Linked DNA regions of Homo sapiens: region 1 is linked to region 2. The links are chromatin contacts, found by Hi-C or POLR2A ChIA-PET in ENCODE. All regions are on one chromosome and are shown on one strand. The core of a region is the stretch at or near the end of the contact, and the rest is flanking DNA. Distances in the headings are between cores, read along the strand shown. Region 1 overlaps FOXO3 (forkhead box O3). Region 2 overlaps SESN1 (sestrin 1).

What was found. Hi-C counts contacts between places; a loop is a spot of excess contacts on that map. ChIA-PET counts read pairs that join two places held with the same protein, here RNA polymerase II (POLR2A). Pooled maps may share reads with other maps.
Region 1: a loop to region 2 is called in a map of ascending aorta, with 2.6 times the contacts of the local background. The contact joins two enhancer-like sites. A Hi-C loop is called at or near these places in 3 of 168 maps with a recorded cell type or tissue (IMR-90, ascending aorta and esophagus muscularis mucosa) and 4 of 50 pooled maps. POLR2A ChIA-PET finds 5 or more read pairs at or near these places in 1 of 52 experiments (A549).

The regions. Positions count from the first base shown.
Region 1 is chr6:108,650,066-108,653,399 of GRCh38, forward strand. The region is part of intron 1 of FOXO3 (forkhead box O3); the gene reads left to right. Among named protein-coding and RNA genes, the nearest start is that of FOXO3, 91 kb to the left of the region's middle. Within about 2 kb of position 2,011, at least 14 of the 41 ENCODE cell types and tissues checked have a DNase peak (open chromatin) inside an H3K27ac peak, as active enhancers do; they include ascending aorta, where a contact is called at or near this core.
Region 2 is chr6:109,078,749-109,082,225 of GRCh38, forward strand. All of the region lies in intron 1 of SESN1 (sestrin 1), which reads right to left. Among named protein-coding and RNA genes, the nearest start is that of SESN1, 14 kb to the right of the region's middle. Within about 2 kb of position 1,448, at least 12 of the 41 ENCODE cell types and tissues checked have a DNase peak (open chromatin) inside an H3K27ac peak, as active enhancers do; they include ascending aorta, where a contact is called at or near this core.

The DNA.
Region 1 (3,334 bases), core at 761-3,260, 430 kb before region 2:
GAAATTTCAGGAGGACCAAGTTAAAGAGTTCCAGAAAGTTTGGGGAGATAATCCAAGGGCTGACCCTGCCAACTCAGACTTAACCAAGGAGGTAGTTATAAGGTCAGGGGTCCTGCATCCTCAGGAATGCCCTTAGAGTCACTGACTGCTAATATGGTGGGACCAGTGAGCCCTGGAGCACAGGGACACGTGCTGGTTGAGGAGTGGGCTCACCCTCCAACTCTCCACCGTATTCTGACCCCTCCCTCTTAGACTCTTCTGTCTCCTCCAGCCACAAGCAGGGTCTAAAAGAACTGTTTCCTACGTTCTTTTAGCCCCTGAGGCACCCAGTTATAGGAATTTTCTATTTCTACTGTGTGTTCAGCTTTTATAGTCTCTTGCATGACTGTCCTTGCCAGTTAATACTATTTCTCCTGCCCTTTGGGTGATAGATATTACACTACTGATGCTTGTATTTCCAGTTTCTTAAGTGCTTTCAAGTTTACCTAGCATGTACATGAAGTAGATTAGAGCCTGCTACAATAAAATACTGCATTTCTGTTATGGCCTTTAGAAAAACTATGATTTTATCTCATGTGCATTCAGTCTGCTTCATTCATCATAGTTTAGGGGTAGTGCTAATAATTAACTTACACATTTGGGAACACCCTAGATTTTAAGTTAGAATACAGGGGTATCTGAGTGGCTCAGTGAATGTTTTTTCAGAAAAATGCAATCAGTGCCTAGTTCTTTAGTTACTGGAAATGTCCTTTCTTTATTTGATCTTTTTTTGTGAACTTTTGAGCTTTCTGATGCTCATCTGTGTGTGTAATTAGCACCCAGGAGTGTCGTGGAATAAATAGTTGACTTGGTCAGCATTTCATAATACCATTATATTGGTCATCAGCCGCTTTTGCATCCTGTGGTTTTGAACAAGAAAAAAAAATCTTGCAAAACCACTATGGTGAAATACTGAATATGCAGATGAGGTATAGGTTAAAGAAGGCAGTCCCTCGGGAGGCTCCTCATTAGAGCTGAATTTCAGTGAGGTGTGGAGGGGACAGAAGATACTATTAGCCCAAGTCATTTTACAGAATTGACTGCATCGTACTCTTTATTTCCGTACAGAAAATATACATCAATTGTTTTGTTTGCAGTAGCCAACATGGGGTATTCTGGTGTGTAGCATTTACTTTCTCTGCTTCTTTCACTGGTAACACCTTGATTTACAGTGACTATTAGGATAATTAACATTGACACTTGGAAGATAGCCTGCTTCCAAATGCATGCACACTTGTCTGTTTTATAAATGCTAACCCAAACTTTTTCCTTTCCTAGCTGAAAAATGTGTCTCCACTCCTTCCAATCTTTCCAGGGTGTGGGCCTGTGCGTAGCTGTGTGACTGTGCCCACACACTGGCATATATTTCAGAGCTACCAAAAAGAAATCAGTTGCTCTTGAAATAACAAGACAAAAAGGAACGGTTTTTCTGAGCCATAACATCTGAAGAGCTAGAAGCAGTTGTGTTTGTATGTGTGACGCTAAAGCCAGTAAATTTCATGTGAAGGAAGGGATTGTAAACTAAGAACAGAAAAGCAGTTTTCCTGGATTTCAGATGTCAAACTCTCAAGCTGTTTAACTCACCCACTCAGCACCTCCACATCCATCCCTGTAATGTGCTTGCATTGTCAGTGATTTGTTTCTGCAGGTTTTGATGCCAGAAGACAAATAATAAAATAGTAGGCATATGTAACCTTAAAGCAGTTTTCTACCAGAGTTTTTGATTGAGGTTAAACAGAAGTATCCTGATCACGTCGTCAGTTGGCAGGCAAAAGGCATCATATTTTAAGATTCACATAGTTTTAGAGCAAGCTCATCTTTTCTGGCTCAATAATAAACTAATTACATGTTTTAAATAGTATAGAGCTGAGTCCCTGTTTCAGATTAAGCCTCATAATAGCAAGGGCCAGGCACTAGCAGACATTTGCTTGATGTTTCTGGCTTGAGGATCCGTAACGTGGTGCCAGCTGTTTTAGGGCCTGAATAGGCCTGCCAGGGACAGCCAGGTGATATTGGCTTGACGTAGTCACAGGCTAATTCTCCCAGAACACAGAAGCCTCCAGACGTGCCACCAAGGAAAGCCTGGATATGTAGAAGTTCAGTTTATGGCTATAGTAATATTTGGGCATTCCCCAAAATAGTGATCCCAGTTCAGGTTAGGACATGATAGTAGTGTCCCTTTGAGGTCTGTCTGAGAAAAGGTGTCATTTCTAAAAAATTAGTGTTAGCAGATGGGCAGATGTGGCTCCAACAAGGCTTGCTTCATGGCTTATCATTTTTCCACATTTTCCATCCCTTTCATAAGCCTAGGGACCACATGCTGAACATTTAATTGAATCACACAGATTTTGTAGTCTTTAAAGCTTCTTATTCCTTGGTCACTTGTTAGTGGTGCCTCCCTCCTTGGTCAGTTTGGTGACTTCAGAAGGAAATACACAGTGCAGTGGTGAGAGCTTCACTTTTGAAGTTAGCCTCAGGCTTGATTTCTAGCACCACCACCCACTAGACAAATTGCTTAACCTTTCTGCACCTCAGTTTCCTCCTGACAGGCTTGTTTAGAAAATAAAATGAGATCAAATTTGTCAAGCACAGAGCATTGGCCCTGGTAGGCACCACATACATGAATTTCCTTCAGATTGTAGGTGAAGTAGACTTGATTTGGGATTTCTCTTGTTACCTAGGTGCTTGTGTAGAGGAGACTTTAGAACCAGAATGTGTTATTTGTGGTTTTGAGTGTGCCTGGGACTCTGAGCCAACTGAATTACCAAGTAATGGGGGCCCCATGGCATCCCATGACAGGTGGAGAGCCGGCTCTTCACCCTGGATGGACCTGAAATGCCTGCTAAGGCCTTGCTCCACCGAGTAGCACACACCCTATCAGTTTGCCCTTCTTTCCATCTCTTATTCTAGAGACCTTAAAGCCTACTTGTTGGTATATATTTTCAGGTTTTTGGAAATTGGGCTGTTTAATTGAAGTTAATACCAGTGATGAGACTTTTCAACCTGAGAACAACCTAGATGCTACTTCACATTTTGCAGTGGAAGCTTACTTCCATCTTCACTCATGTAGGACATTCTTTGGTCTCAATGTTTTATCACATCTCATGTTAAAGTATAATTCAGGTCTATTTTGTGGCTCCTGCCCCCTTCCCATTAATTCAATGGTTAAACAGATACAATTTTTTGACCCCCTACTATGTACCAGGCCCTCTGCCGGGTGCTAAAGCTATAGTAAAACATGGTATCTGGTTTAAAGAGCCAGACTGCACCCTGCATTTTATCTTTGCTATTAGTG
Region 2 (3,477 bases), core at 198-2,697:
ATTTTAAATGAATTCTAACCTTATCTTTAAAAAGCATATTTATTTCAGCCTTAGGTGGAGAGGGAGGTCTGCTATAGAGGTGCTGTGGGATTCAGGAAAAAAAATAACAACCCTGTAATTCTGTATTTTAACAAGAGAAAGGAGCTAATCATAATTTAGTCTCATTCTGACCAATTAAAATAATATATTGTATGAAATGAAAGAATATTTATCTCAAGGTTTGAATCTTCATATATTACTATATATCTACTTCCAAATTCAAAGAGGGAGCCATCAAAGACCATTGTAGACTGGAATTGGATATTTCTTTATCGGAATAATTACCACTAAGAGAATAAAAATAAACACACTTCTGATAAATTCTCATTGCCTGGTGGAAAGGCTAAATGCAATTCTAGCCTGGGGTCAAATTTTTGCTTATAAAGTTATTTTTCTGTGCTAAACTGAAAAAAAAAAAAAGAAACAAAAGGGATTGTCTGATATTCATACTCTAATATTCAATACAGGCCCAATCATGCAAGATACGTTTAAATCTTTAACACCTAAGGAAGATGAATTAAGCTTTAATGTAGTATTTAAGAAAAAAGCAGGTGTCACTAATGAGGTATAACAGTTAGACTTTCCATCTTCCTTGACAAGGTCAGTTGCCAAAATCATTTTGTTTCATCATGTTATAACAGATTTTTAGCGCACATATCAAAACTCTGACCTAACAAATGGTATGCAAAAGGACAAAAATGGCATTTACTCTTATAAATTTGCAAATATTTTGTGCTTAATGGTACTGTCATAATAGGATTTACAATTAGAAAATCTCAATGAGGTATTTTAAAATCTAATTTAAAACATATAAGCAACAAAGTTAAAAATGCTTCAACAATTATGTTGGTTCGGGTACCCAGTTCAAATTGAGTAATTTCTGAACATTATATAACTTAGGTGAGTTTGCTTTTTAAGAAATCAAGACTAAAATGTTACAATTTATGAAATAAATGCTGAATTATGAAAGGGATGCAAAAAAGTACTTTTCTACATTGTTTAAACACAATCCTTTATGATTCTAATGATAATTTTCCATAATAACTGAATAAAAGAATAAGTTGAATCTGAAGTATGCATGAGCATACAAATGGGAGAATGATTTCTGTATGAGCTCAATGTAATTATACAACCTAGGCTTGATTTCTAAAGACAATTGAGGCTCCTTTTCTTTTTAGCTATAAACAACTTGCTGTATGATATGTAATGCAAAACCGTATTTTGGGAGATTTCAAACATTTATAATCCACAGGAAAAATACTCAACACTCCTACACTATTTTTTCAAGCCCACAATAGTGCAGTCTTTCAGCTATAAAGCCAGAAGCCAGTTATAAAACCAGTACTTTTCCACTAGAGTTACTTGTGGGGCGGGGAAGGGGACGTTCAGCACTGCAAACGTTAGGGTCTAAAATAAGATCATTGCAAGGAGTTACTACAACACTTGCACTGCCAGCACTGTCATGGCAACAATGAACTAGCTAGGAGAATGCTCTTTTAACTTTCAAAGCTAATCTTGAGTCTATTGCTCATGGAAATATACCAAATTTTCTTTTAGGTAGTGCATTAAATAAATCATCTTACTAGGAATCTCTTAATATAAAAATAAGCCTTTTATACACCATATTTCCAGGATCTCAGTCCATAGAATCCTTGCGATCAGGCAACTTTTATAATGACAACATAATGAAAATTATACACCACAGTGAAACATGAAGATTCAGTAGGGTTCAAATCAGTTTCAACATGGGTCAAGGTTTAAATAAGAACTTGATATGCAACTTAATAACATCTGAGAATGTGGTTTCCCCTAGAAAAGTTTTAAGTTTTACCTTGAAGGAAAACAATTTGGGAAAGAAAGTAATATATTTTTACTGTTAGGAATCTTAACGTTAAATTTTTATTCAGATAATGAGGTATAATGTTGGAAAGCACAGACTCTTGAGTCTCACAGCCTGGGTTTTAAACCTGACTCCTCCTCTTACAGACTGAGCATCCCTAATCCAAAAATCCCAAATCCCAAATGCTCCAAAGTCTGAAACATTTTGAGAACTGACACGACACCCCAAGTAGAAAAATTCCACACACAAGTACTTAATACAGACTATTTCATGCACAAAATTATTCCAAGTATTGCATAAAAATTACCTTCAGATTATGTGATAAGGTATATATAAAACAGATATATTTTGTGTTTAGATTTGGGTTACATCCCGAAGATATCTCATTATACATATGCAAATATTCCAAAATCCAAAAAAAAAAAATCTGAAATCTGAAACACTTCTCGTCCCAAGCATTTTGTTCTGTTTTGAAACAAGGCCTCCCTCTGTTGCCCAGGCTGGAGTGCAGTGGTGCAATCTTGACTTACTGCAGCCTTGACCTCCTGGGCTCAAGCAATCCTCCTACTTTACCTCCCAAGGAACTGGGACCACAGGCATGCATCACCATGCCCAGCTAATGTTTGTATTTTTTGTAGAGATGAGGTCTCACTATGTTGCCCAAGCAGGTGTTGAACTCTGGGCTCAAGCAATCCAACAAAACCCTGGGATCACAGGTGTGAGTCATGGTGCCCAGCCTGGTCTTAAGCATTTTGGATAAGACATATTCAACTTGCATTAGCTATGATAACTTGGGCAAGTTTTTAACCCATCTGGGCCTTGTTTTTTCTTGACAGATAAAATGGGAATAAAAATATCTACTCATACAATGTTGGGAAGGTTGAATGAATTATTACATGAAAAGGGCTAAGGGTTAGGTGTGGCATACAGAATGCCTTTTCTTCTTGTTTTCAAAAGCATACAGACTGCTAATGGCTCTTTAAGACAACTTGATTCCAATCCCATGGCACATTTTAAAGCAGACAGGAAAGTCTGGTGCCACCTCTGCCCCTCCCCTCCCATCCACCCCAATTCACAGAAGATAAACTAGGCAGGCATTGGGAGCTCAGCAGGAGCCCCAAAGACACCTGCCAGATATTACCAAGCAAATTCAACCTTGCTTAGTTCCTTTCTTCTAAATTATATCAGGCTGTCTGATACAGAAAGCACTGTTTTGAAGACTTTCTGCTTAGTATGTCAAGCTCCCATTGGGGGAAGCACAGTAGAAACACTGATAGGGCAGCTCTAATGTCCTCATTAAACCGTCAAGGAAAGAAACTTCTGTAGTAGATAACTTGCTTGGAGTACTAGACATGAATCAACCAGGAGCAGAGTATTCGGTTGCTTACTGGCAATACCGGCATACAAACAATCACTTGCTTTCCTATATTATGTGTCCCTGAAGACACGTTGAAATTTAAATGTTTATAAGTGAAATAAGAGACTAACTCAGTGTAAGGGAAATCCAGTTCCCAGAGAGCTAAAACAATATTTATAAAATCCTTGTAGTTCCTAGAGGCACTATTTCCCCTAGGACCAATGAACCTTTAAAGTAGCTT